Linked DNA regions of Homo sapiens: region 2 is linked to region 1. The links are chromatin contacts, found by Hi-C or POLR2A ChIA-PET in ENCODE. All regions are on one chromosome and are shown on one strand. Each heading gives the region's core, a stretch centred on a gene start or an enhancer-like site at or near the end of the contact. The rest is flanking DNA. Distances are from core to core; before and after follow the strand shown. Region 1 has its middle 55 kb from the start of NEK6. Region 2 overlaps LOC107987129 (a long non-coding RNA gene).

Region 1 (5,982 bases), core at 996-3,495:
AGGTCATGGATGGCTGCTGCAGGGCCGGGAGTTATGTCTTCAGTCATACAGAGAGGCAAGCGAAGGGGGCAGCTTTTCCTCTTGCCATGTATCTTTTTGTTTGTTTTATTTTTAGACTGGAGTGCTGGAGTGCAGTGGCACGATCTCAGCTCACTGCAAGCTCTGCTTCCCAGGCTCAAGCAATTCTCCTGCCTCAGCCTCCCCTGTAGCTGGGATTACAGGTGCGAGCCACTACTGCCCAGCTAATTTTTGTAGTTTTTATTAGAGACGGGGTTTCACCATGTTGGCCAGGCTCGTCTCGAACACCTGACCTCAAGTGATCCACCTGCCTCAGCCTCCCAAAGTACTGGGATTACAGGCATGAGCCACCATGCCCAGCCCTTCTCTTCCTTAAATTCAGTCCTAACTTTTCGTTTTTGATCAAAGGGAATGTTTCCCTCTCCCCAGTAGGCATCACCTCCTGTCTAAGGAGCACAGTCCTGTCACCCAGGCCCTGATCGATCACTCGCAAGAGGGATGAAATCATCCCAATAGGTTCACCTTGGTGCCCATTTCCTCCCTCCTTGTGGCCAGAAAGGGAGCCCGTGAATCACAGGGGCACCCAGTGGTCAACCCAAATCAGATTTCCGTCAGTTAGGACAGAAGTGGAGCAGGGCAATTGAGTGGGAACCCACAGGGCTGGCCACTGACTCCTGCTGCCCCAGGAAACCAGTGATCAAATGTTAGATGTGTGAAGCATATGTCAAATGCATCAGTGAAAAAACAGCACTGCGGGTCTTGTTTCCTGCAATTCCAGTAGGTCCTCCCTGCATTTACGTCTCTAAGGCAGTGGGGGACTGCCAGGTTGTCATTCACAGGCCCCTCCCCCTTTTTTTTTTTTGAGATGGAGTCTCTCTCTGTCACCCAGGCTGGAGTGCAGTAGTGTGATCTCAGCTCACTGCAACCTCCAGCTCCCAGGTTCAAGCCTCCTGCCTCAGTCTCCCGAGTAGCTGGGATTACAGGCGCACACCACCATGCCTGGGTAATTTTTGTATTATTAGTAGAGATGGGGTTTCAACATGTTGGCCATGTTGGTCTTGAACTCCTGACCTCAGGTGATCCACCTGCTTCAGCCTCCCAAAGTACTGGGATTACAGGCATGAGCCACTGTGCCCGGCCTTATGGGACCATTTTGAAAAACAACATATAAAATGGATAAAGTCAGAGATACTCTGGTTCCTAGGGGATATTGGTGGAGAGGGGAGTGGGGGAGTAGAAGCCCGATTTTCTCTGCCTTCCTCTTCACTCCCTCCTACTGAGGACCCCAAGAGACATTGTCAAAAAAACCAGGATTCTGTCAAAGTCAGTTAGGAAATTATTGGAAAACAGAAACAGAGCTCACATTTACTGAGTATCTACTACATTCTAGGCAATTGGGCATAGATTTGCTTGGAAAATATCCTTTATGCTCATTTAAGAAGAAATGAATCATTGTCTGAGGCCCTACCATAGCAGTAGAGCCAGGATTAAAAACCAGATGACTGGGTCGGGCGTGGTGGCTCACACCTGTAATCCCAGCACTTTGGGAGGCCGAGACAGGCAAATCACGAGGTCGGGAGATTGAGACCATCCTGGCTAACACGGTGAAACCCCATCTCTACTAAAAATACAAAAAGTTAGCCAGGCGAGGTGGTGAGCGCCTGTAGTCCCAGCTACTTGGGAGGCTGAGGCGTGAACCCGGGAGGTGGAGCTTGCAGTGAGCCGAGATGGTGCCACTACACTCCAGCCTGGGCGACAGAGAGAGACTCCATCTCAAAAAAAAAAAAAAAAGAAAGAAAGAAAAAGAGAAAAAGAAACCAGATGCCTGCCTCCAAAACCCATTTTTGGTCTCAGTCACAGAGCAGTGACCCTCAACCCAGCTAAGGGCTGGCCTTGGGACGGTCCCCAGGCTGGGCGTTTTGGAAACAGCGTCCATTCTGGAGCCTTGTGGTGGGTGATTTTGGAGAGGCCCGGGTTTGAGCTCCAGCAGTGAATATAAATTGCTATGCGGCCTTGGGCGAGTCTCTTCACCTCTTTCAATCTCGGTTTCCTTATCTGCAAAATGAGATGTTGGGTCCTTACATCTGTGACATCTTAGGACCTAAATTTAGCCCACTCCAGTTGGCCTGGATTGATAGCTGCTGGGTGAGCCCTCCCACAGCGAGGAGGCAGGAACAGCATTGAAGGGCCTGGGCCTCCCAGAGAGGAAGTGAAACTGGAGGCCTCTGCCTTCTTCCACCCCCTCTCCACCCTCACACACTGCCACCTTCTGAACTAATTGAAACCCAGCCAGAGTGGGCCCCCGCCAGTGACTCAGCCCCTGGCCCTATCTGATTGTCAAAGTCAATTCCTAGAAGTTGAAGAGAAGTCACTTCTCTTCTGCTGCCATTGCTACCACCTCCCACTGCAAGATGAGTTCTAATTCTGTCCTTCAACCACAGTCAGGAGGAAGGCAGTGAAGACACAAGAGGCTTTCAGGGGAAAGTCTGGGTTTGATGTGCGGAGGCTGGGCAGTGCTGGAAGGGGTGAGGGAGGAAGGGGACCGTCCTTGTCATGGTTGGAAACATGATGTGCAAAGGTGGGGAGGGGGGTGGGGGCGGGCAAGATCTCAGCTTGCCACTTATCAGCTGTGTGACCTTGGACACATTCCGTCATCTCTCTTTGCCTCAGTTGTACATCAAATAAACAGGAAAGCCCTCCTTCCCAATTTCACTTCTCAGAAGTAACTGCCGCTAGTGGTTCAGGGTTGCAGATACCAATCCAGAAGAGACAGAGAAGAAGATGGGAATTGAGATGGAAAGTAGGTACATGGGCACAGAGCGGCTGACTCTACACACAGTGGTGGGCTCATGCTGCGCTGGATGGTGGGGACAAGGGGAAGAGTGCGGGCTCTGCTCTGAAGAACTTGGCTTTGAAGAATTTTCTATCTCCTTCACTGATCTCCAAGAGAACATAAACCCAACAAGGCAGGAATTCTGCCTGTCTTCCCCAGCACGATACCCCCAGCACCTGGGCTTGTGCCTGGCACACAGGCACCTGAACAGAGGAACGTCAGGAGGCAGAGAAGCTAGAGACCTGGCTGCTGCCCCTTGACTGCAAGGTAAGCTGGCAGGTACTGGACAATAGCACCTGGTACCCAGTTTCCAAGCGCAAAATGCACATGTCTGCTGCTTCACTTCTGTCTTCCAAATCTCACTCAAAACGTCTTTTTTTTTTTTTTGAAACAGAGTCTTGCTCTGTCACCCAGGCTGGAGTGCAGTGGCACAATCTCAGCTTACAGCAACCTCTGCCTCCTGGGTTCAAAGGATTCTCCTGCCTTAGCCTCATGAGTAGCTAGGATTACAGGTGCCCGCCACCATGCCTGGCTAATTTTTGTATTTTTAGTAGAGATGGGGTTTTGCCATGTTGGCCAGGCTGGTCTCGAACACCTGACTTCAGATGATCCGCCCACCTTGGCCTCCCAAAGTGCCGGGATTACAGGCGTGAGCCACCGTGCCTGGCCTCAAAATGTCTTATGACCGACGCTACCCCAGAGCTATGCAGGGAAGGGAATCTGGGAAACATAGTTTCAGTTCAGTCAAGTTGTCACAATACAAAGCCACCTCAGTTCAGATCATCAAGACGCCTTCAGATTGTACCGTGACAGAGAGCAGGAACGTTAGTTAACATAATCTGGGGTTTAGACAGTGACTGTGGACTGATGTCTGCCCGATGTGAATACGCACTGCTTTCATCCACCTTTCCGATGTGGATAGAAAAGAATACACTCTCCAGATCAATAGCCACATACTAAGAGCCAGAGGTGATGACAATCTGTTCAATTAAGATGCCACATCTGGCACAGCAGCTGTGATTGGTCCTACCACTTAGTTATATTTGCAGTGATTTACCATCTTCTGCCATGATCCACCAGGTTTTTTGTTGTTGTTTTTTTTTTGTTTTGTTTTTGGGGTAGAGTTTTGCTCTGGTTGCCCAGGCTGGAGGGCAGTGGCGTGATCTTGGCTCACTGCAACCCCCGCCTCCTGGGTTCAAGTGATTTTCCTGCCTCAGCCTCCCGAGTAGCTGGGATTACAGCCATGCGCCACCACACCCAGCTAATTTTGTATTTTTAGTAGAAATAGGGTTTCTCCGTGTTGGTCAGGCTGGTCTTGAACTCCTGACCTCAGGTGATCCACCCGCCTCAGCCTCCCAAAGTGCTGAGATTACAGGTGTGAGCCACCATGCCCAGCTACCACCAGGTTTTTACAAAGGCCCTCTTGGTGACCTAAATGGGGGTATGATAGGAACCACCACTCCTGCATCCTTTAAGTCTTTCAGGGTGGCTCTCATCTCTGCAATTGCTTCTAATATGCGGTATCACTTCTGATTTACTATCTTAGCCAGGCTGGGGCAGTCCATTCTGACATATCCACCTCTATGAGCCCTTTTTTTTTTTTTTTTTTTACAGAGTCTCACTCTGTTATCCAGTCTGGAGTATAGAGGCACAGTCACGGTTCGCTGCAGCCTCAACCTCCTGGCCTCAAGCAATCTTCCCACCTCAGCCTCCTAAGTAGCTGGGACTACAGGTGTGTACCACCACACCTGGCTAACTTTTCTATTTTTTGAAGAGATGAGGTCTCACTGTGTTGCCCAGGCTTGTCTTGAACTGGATTCAAGCAACCCTCTCACTTCAGCCTCCCAAGGCGCTGGGATTGCAGGCATATGCCACTGTGCCTGGCCAGCTTTTTTATTCCTTCCTTGAAACTTTGCCATGGCAGTTTCGTCATCTCCATCTCATTTGCTGTAGGCTCATTTCATGTCCAAGCCCCAAGTAGCCATCCCAGCAGCATTATAAAATGGGACCAGGGCTCCGGAGTCACAGGAGAGTGTCCCATATATCCTCATATCCATATCACCTTATATCCTCTGTCCTCTAATATAGGATGATCACCCCCAGGGGTGTTCTCCTAGTTCCTACAAGTACACATGAGCCAGCTCCTGCACAATTCATCTCCTACTAAAGAAACTTTAGACCATGCCAAGACCTGACCCTAGTTATTGGTCTGAATAGCAGTTGGGAAAAATTGAGGATGTTGTAGAAGAATCCACATTATCCTGAGAAGCAAATCATCCACCTCAGGTGAGGCTTTGCATTGTCTCCCACCAAGGGGAGGCTGCTCTTCTCTAGCAAAGAGGATGGGAGATCACTTCTACCAGTCCAGACTTTCAGGGGAATCTGAGGGTCCGGTTTAACAGGAATACCCACACAAATGTTCCCCTCCTAGGTTTCAGGGTCCCAGTCTTTCCCTACTGGCTCTCTGATTTCAGCATAGAAGTCTTTCTGGAGTAGTGAATTTAGCCCCCTGTGTACTGCCACTACTCTTGCAATCAGATCTTAGGTCTGATTTTCAGCACAGTCTGCCTTCTGGCTTCAGGAGTTAATGGTCTATTTCAGCACCACCCTGTGAGCCTTCCGGCTTTCACACTGGGACATAAATTGATAGTTGGCTAATCTGAGCCTGCCATTTTCTTTGTTTAGGGCTTTAATTGCAGTTAACTTCAGCCAAACAACTCTGCAATCCTTACAGTTACCATTGCCCCCTATCTCTCAAGTGATAGAGATATACCACTGTGTTTCCTTCCACCTACAAATCTTCCCAATCCAATCAGGTGACAGCCTTAGCAAGACTGAGGCTACAGCACACCAGGTGTTACCACCACTTCACTTACCACCAGAAATGTGGTTTTTATTGCCATCTTGACTGTGAGTGATTGCGTCCAAGAAGCCTATCTTGAGAATCTACTTCCCAGGACCATTTGCAATACCAACTGTCTCAGGTTATGTTCCCCTAGAAGCAGATCCTGAGACAAGGATTAAGTGTAAGCAGCTAGTTTATTTTAGAGCTGATCTCAGGAAATAACAATAGGGAAATGGGGAAGCAACACAAAGAAGGAAAAGCAATAAAGTATATGTGTTAATAAGCA
Region 2 (5,982 bases), core at 1,365-3,864, 2.5 Mb after region 1:
GAGGGAGGCTCAGAGGAGAAAGAATTTGTGTGAAGGGGTCATGTTCAAACTAGCCACAATACCACTTGATAGCCCCTTTCTTTTTGCCTATACCCCGGTTATGATGGCCCCAGAGTCCCAGGTCCAGGAAAGTCCAGAAACAGGCTGGAGTCGGCCTGCTGCTAGGTCCCACACAATACCAGCTCTGCCTTTTTCATTCAACAACAGTCCCTTCATGCCTCCTCTGGCCAGGTCCTCAGGATCCTCTGACAGATGAGGGTCCCTGCCTGCGGTGAGCTATCTGGCTAGTGCAAGACTCAGACAGGCCCTAAAAGCCAATTACAACCAGGGGACAAGGGAGCACAGAGGCCATGAGAGCACAGAAGAGCGAGTGCTCCCTGCAAGGAGGCTTCCCAAAGCAAAGATATTTGAGCCAAGCCGCAAAAAAATTAGTATGGTAGAAAAGGGAGGGAAGAGCCAGGCATGGTGGCTCATGCCTGTAATCCCAGTACTTTGGGAGTCCAAGGCGGGTGAATCACAAGGTCAGGGGTTCAAGATCAGCCTGGCCAACATATAATGACATCTCATTTCTACTAAAAATGCAAAAATTAGCTGGGCGTAGTGGCGGGCACCTGTAATCCCAGCTACTCGGGAGGCTGAGGCAGGAGAATTGCTTGAACCTGGGAGGTGGAGGTTGCAGTGAGCTGGAGGTTGCAGTGAGCTGAGATTGCGCCACTGCTCTCCGTCCTGGGTGACAGAGTGAGACTCTGTCATAAAAAAAAAAAAAAGAAAAGAAAAGAAAGAAAGAAAAGAAAAGGGAGGGGAGGGCATTACAGGCAGAAGGAAGCACAATGCGGTGGGCTCAGAGGAACGAAACAGCAGTGACTTTAGTAAAACAAGGGAACGGAAGCAGAAAAGGTGACCACAGAGAGGAGCCACAACAGAGCTTGCAGGACACTGCTGTGAACTTGGGCCTTATCCCGGAAGGAGTGGGCAGCCTTAAATGGTTTTAGGAGAGTGTTGTCTTCATGGCATTGAGGATGGATAGGAGCCAGGGAACCCGGCAAAAGGCCCCTTACAATAATGCAGAAGAGAGATCACAGTAACCAACATAAAGGGTGTAGCTACGGGGATATGCAAGGAAGGGGCAGATTTGGCTGGGTGCCATGGCTCACACCTGTAATTGCAGCACTTTGGGAGGCCGAAGCGAGTAGATTGCTTGAGGCCAGGAGTTTGAGACCAGCCTGGCCAACATGGTGAAATCCCATCTCTACTAAAAATACAAAACAAATTAGCCGGGCGTGGTGGCACACGCCTGTGATCCCAGCTACTCAGGAGGCTGAGACATGAGAATCATAGGAACCCAGGAGGCGGAGCCAAGATCGGGCGATTGAACTCCAGCCAGGGCAACACAGCCAGACCCCGTCTCAAAAAAAAAAGGGGGGCGACAGACTGGAGAAATGTTTAGGACAGAGCAGCTGGACTTGGTGAGATATTGGGGCAAAAAGGATGGTAGCGTCAACCTGAGAGGGGGCACAGGAGCAGGGAGGGACTAGGGTAGGGGTGGCCATTCAGGCCCCTGCTGGGTCATGTGAAAGTGACCAGTTTTCCTCATACAGATGCTGGGGCTGACCTCCCTGGAGTGTGATATCCAGGACCTTTTCTCTCCAGGTCAATAGAGAAAAAGAATGTTCCAGAGCCTTCTTCAGCCTGGAAGCTTCTGGCAGGTTCCAGTCACTCTGTGGGCAGTACCAGCTGCAATCTTGCCACCAGGCCCCACCCACTCTGCACTGCACCACCCCTGGCATCCCACAGCCTCTGCAGGGGGCACCCCAGGCACCTCCAGGCCACTGGCCCCTGCATCTTCCGGACCAGTAGAACCAAATTTCTGTTCCGTGTACTTCTGTTCCGTGTCCCGTTTCCTTGTTCTGGTTACATGCATGTCACAAAGTTATATCTGTGGCAGCTAGCTGTGTAGCCTGGGGCTGAATTAATAAGGAGTACATTGTAGAATCAAGTTAATGACTGCAACTCTAAGACAGGTGGCTTGGGAGTCAGACAGAACCAAGTTCAAATCCTGACTTATTCGCTCTGTGTCTTTAGGCAGTGACTCCTCAGACCCTCCGTGCCCTCTGCTCACCCTTCCTCCTGTCTCACCCCTCTGCGGTTCACAGCCCCTCTTCCCTCAGGCCCCTCTTGTTCACACTTATCTCCTGTTCATGTGCCCCTCTCCTCCTTCGACCCCACTCCCAGGCCACACGCCTCTCACGCCCACACCTAGGGCAGGTTCCCCACTGTCTCCAGATTGATACTGGTCAGTTACCTCAGGGTTCTGAAGGAAGAGCGCTGAGACCCAGAGGCCACCCCATGCCCCTCCCTTTACCTCCAGCCCCCAACCTGGTCTCCAGGCAGGTGCCAGCCCGGGCCGGCCTCGGGGACCTGGCTGGCCTGCCTGGCTCGACTGGAGTATTCCGCCCTGACTCAGGTCTTGGGAACACCGCTCTGCCCCCAGGGGAAGTTGGGGGTGGCGGTGGCAACTGGGCTTCCAGGCTGGCCCGGATTTCTGCTCCTCTGACTCCCTCCCCCAGCAGTCCCCTCCCACCGCCCACCCCGCTGCGCTCCCCGGGAGCAGGGGAGAGGCGTGGCCCGAGACGAGGCCCAGAAAGGGGGCGGGGCCGGACGGAGACGTTCCGAGGCCAGCCCCGCCCCCTGGGCCCCGACAGCCCAGACCCCCTCCGGGAAGGCCCCGGGAACCAGAGTAGGGCACAGGCCGGGCGCCCCTCGGAGTTCGGACGCCCCGGGCCTGACCCGCACCCGGCCTGGTGGGGCCACCCCTCGGCCGGGGAGGCTCCCAGAGCCAGCACCCGCTTCCTCCCCAGGGCGGGGCCCGGCGGCCATGGGCCAAGCGCCGTAAAATTTAAAGAGGTGAGAGAGACACTTCGCAGAAACCTCAGCGGCGCGGGGAAATGAAATAAGGCCTCCCCCCGGGGCGCCCGCCCCCGCCCGCGCTGCCCAGGCCCCAGGTCACCCTGGAGGGTCCAGGTGCGGGCCCCGCGCACAGCAGCCTCTCCCCGGGCGGGCGAGGGCTCTCTCCCTTTCCAGCGCTGCCCCAGGCACTCGGGGATCGGGACCCAGCCAACGGCCCCAGTCCCAGGCGGGGGCCGAGCTGGCCCGAGAAGCTCTCCCCCTCCAGGGCAGAGAGCGTCCCCTCCCCCACGTGGAAAAGCAAACCCAGACCCCCCTGCCCCACTAAAAACTTGTCCCTCTCCTTTCTCGGTGTCCATGGTGGGTCTGGTTCCCACCGCTCCCTCCCTCCCCGCACAGTCTGAGACCCCCTTCCCCGGGCCGCCCCGTCGATCCCAGGTGATGGATGGAGCCTTCAGGGAGCCCGCGCGGGCGGGCTAGGCTCGGGCGGAAATGAAGAGGATAAGATCTGCGAGCAGAGCCGCCTGACACCGTGATATCCGCCTGGCTCGCTGCGCTCCGGGTGATGGATGGGGCGGAGCTCCCCACCCCCCAGCCCCGGAACCTGGCGCCCCTCCCAGAAACACCGCTCCGCTGCCACACACGCGGCCGCCGGACTCCCAGCCACCGGCGCACTCACGCGGCGCCCCCCACGCATCAGCCCGGCGCGCACGAAGGGAACCGTTCCTCTTCCCAGTCCCCTGGCGCTAGCACCAGCAGGACTGCCCTTAGCGCACACCACACCTTACCCACTTGCCCATCACACAGCCTCTTCCGCGCACGCACATACACATGCATGCAAGCTGCACGCCACCCCTCCCGCCCCCCAAACATGTGTTCTTTCCTGAGTCTTGGAGCCACTCAGGAAGAGGGTTTGACTACCGTGAAACTCAGCCCTGGGCGGGGGTCTTGGGACAGGGAACAGAACAGCAATTGCTAATTGTGCTTAGCATCTTGTTCGGCCACTGAGCAGGTCGGGCTTGGCATGGACCACGGCAGCTGAGGCGCCAGGACTGTCCGAGCAGGCCTCACCATCAGTGTTACCATGGTTACCATCTTCCTAGCATTATCACTCAGCGACATCATCGTTACCATGGTTACAGGCACCGCATCTCCCTCTTCCGCGTTGCTGCCATTTGATTCCCATCACCATTACCATTCATTCATTCACTCATTCGTGTATCACTCATCCCCTCTATTCATCAGCTGGGGATAGAGAGATAAGTCAGTCGGTCCCCACCTTTGAGAGCGCACAGCTGAAATAGGGGAGGCAGAGGTAAGCAGCCAAGAGCCTGGTGCATTCTGTAGAGCCCTGAGGAACAATGAGGCCTTGCCACATAGATGGCACCAGGCAGGAAGGACCACAGTAAGAAGAAAGGCATGCAGCTGTCAACAGCATCATCGCCACCACGGGGTGCTCCATGTGCTTGGAGGAGAGTACACTCTCCGGGGCAGGCAAGCAGGGCAGTCATGGGCAGGCAGTAAGGAGAGGAAACCGGTTTGGGCCACACCATGAAGGTTTAATGACCCAAGGTTCCTGTGGCACAGTGATTAAGAGCCAGTCTTAGGGAGTCTGAATGAAGGACCTGGACTTGAATCCTGACTTTGCCACCCCCTGGCTTAGGGACGTTGGGCCCGTCATTTCTGCAGTGTCTGGCACTTTGGAAGTGCTCTGGAAGTCATTGTTTTCATTACTATTCTTTTTCCTAGAGGCCACGCTTTTGGCCTCTAGGAAAGCTCAGGTTCCTCTCTTCCCTAACCTACAGCTAAGCCACACCTCTGAGGAGCCAACGTAGGTGGTTAAGGCCAAGGTTATTACTGGAGGGTGAAGTCTGGGAGCGGAGCTTTCCTAGAACCAGTCCACCTGTGTGTGCCCTCTCCTTTGTTTCCGTGTGGCTGCAGGCTGGAGGACCAGGGATTGTCTGTCATAAGGAAGGAGTTCCTACCCCTGCACATGCTAGGCAGGTAAAGGCTTGTTCCCGCTTACCTGAGCCAGGGATTCAACACCATGATTGGAACCCAGGGCCTTAGGTGATTGTTCTTTATCCAGGGTTTCCATCAGAACCACTGCTGGATTTTTTTTTTTTTAAATATGGGTGCCTGGCGGCCTGGAAAACATAGTGAGACATTGTCTCTACTGAAAATAAAATAAAATAAATTAGCAGGACGTGGTGGTACACACCTGTAGTCCCAGCTACTTGGAAGGCTGAGGCAGGAGGATCTCTTGAGCCATAAGGTCGAGGCTGCAGTGAGCTGTGATTGTGCCACTGCACTACAGCCTGGGTGATAGAGCAAGACCCCTTCTCAAGAAAAAAAAAAAAAGAAAAAAGATTTGTGCCTTATTATATCTATCTGATTGTGCCTTCCTTGTCTCTTTTTACTACCTTCTTCACACCTACTGACTCAGAAGTGACTACGGTTTTTTGTTTTTGTTTTCTTTTTGTTTTTTTGAGATGGAGTTTTGCTCTTGTTGCCCAGGCTGGAGTGCAATGGCTCGATCTCAGCTCACTGCAACCTCTGCCTCCTGGGTTCAAGCGTCTCCTGCCTCAGCCTTTCCTGAGTAGCTGGGATTACAGGCATACACCACGACACCCAGCTAATTTTGTATTTTTAGTAGAGATGGGGTTTCTCCATGTTGGTCAAGCTGGTCTCAAACTCCCGACCTCAGGTGATCCTCCCGCCTCAGCCTCCCAAAGTGCTGGAATTACAGGCATGAGCCACCAAGCTCGGCCAACTACTGTTTTTAGCTGGTGTTTATTCTGCCTGTTCTCATGTTTACACTTTTACTATAAAGGTACCTGTAAAAATGTAGCATTATTTTGTGTATTTACATAAGTTGTTATAAACTATCATGTACATATTTACCTGAACAGAATCATTCCCAACTTTTCACTAAACATTATTTTCTAGGATTTGTCCACATTGATATATGTAGCTTTTGTTCATTCCTTTTATCTGATGATAAGTAGCCCGTTGTACAAAACGACTGAAATTTCTTTATTTACCCCACTGTTTGTAGACATACAGATTGTTTTCTGG

The links. Hi-C counts contacts between places; a loop is a spot of excess contacts on that map. ChIA-PET counts read pairs that join two places held with the same protein, here RNA polymerase II (POLR2A). Pooled maps may share reads with other maps.
Region 2: a pooled map shows a loop between it and region 1 (4-fold over the local background). The contact joins two enhancer-like sites. A Hi-C loop is called at or near these places in 1 of 37 single-sample maps with no recorded cell type and 3 of 50 pooled maps. POLR2A ChIA-PET finds 5 or more read pairs at or near these places in 1 of 52 experiments (activated CD8-positive, alpha-beta memory T cell).

Annotation. Positions count from the first base shown.
Region 1 is chr9:124,200,391-124,206,372 of GRCh38, forward strand. No RefSeq gene overlaps it. Among named protein-coding and RNA genes, the nearest start is that of NEK6, 55 kb to the right of the region's middle. RefSeq lists enhancers at 26-205, 1,851-1,910, 1,961-2,300, 2,260-2,404, 2,351-2,400, a silencer at 1,751-1,951 and a cis regulatory region at 2,327-2,337. Within about 2 kb of position 2,246, at least 11 of the 41 ENCODE cell types and tissues checked have a DNase peak (open chromatin) inside an H3K27ac peak, as active enhancers do.
Region 2 is chr9:126,719,982-126,725,963 of GRCh38, forward strand. It overlaps LOC107987129 (a long non-coding RNA gene), which reads left to right. Exons shown (of 3, transcript XR_001746936.3): 3 at 1,651-5,434. Among named protein-coding and RNA genes, the nearest start is that of ZBTB43, 82 kb to the right of the region's middle. RefSeq lists enhancers at 1-326, 2,067-2,126 and silencers at 2,367-2,976, 3,037-3,116. Within about 2 kb of position 2,615, at least 26 of the 41 ENCODE cell types and tissues checked have a DNase peak (open chromatin) inside an H3K27ac peak, as active enhancers do.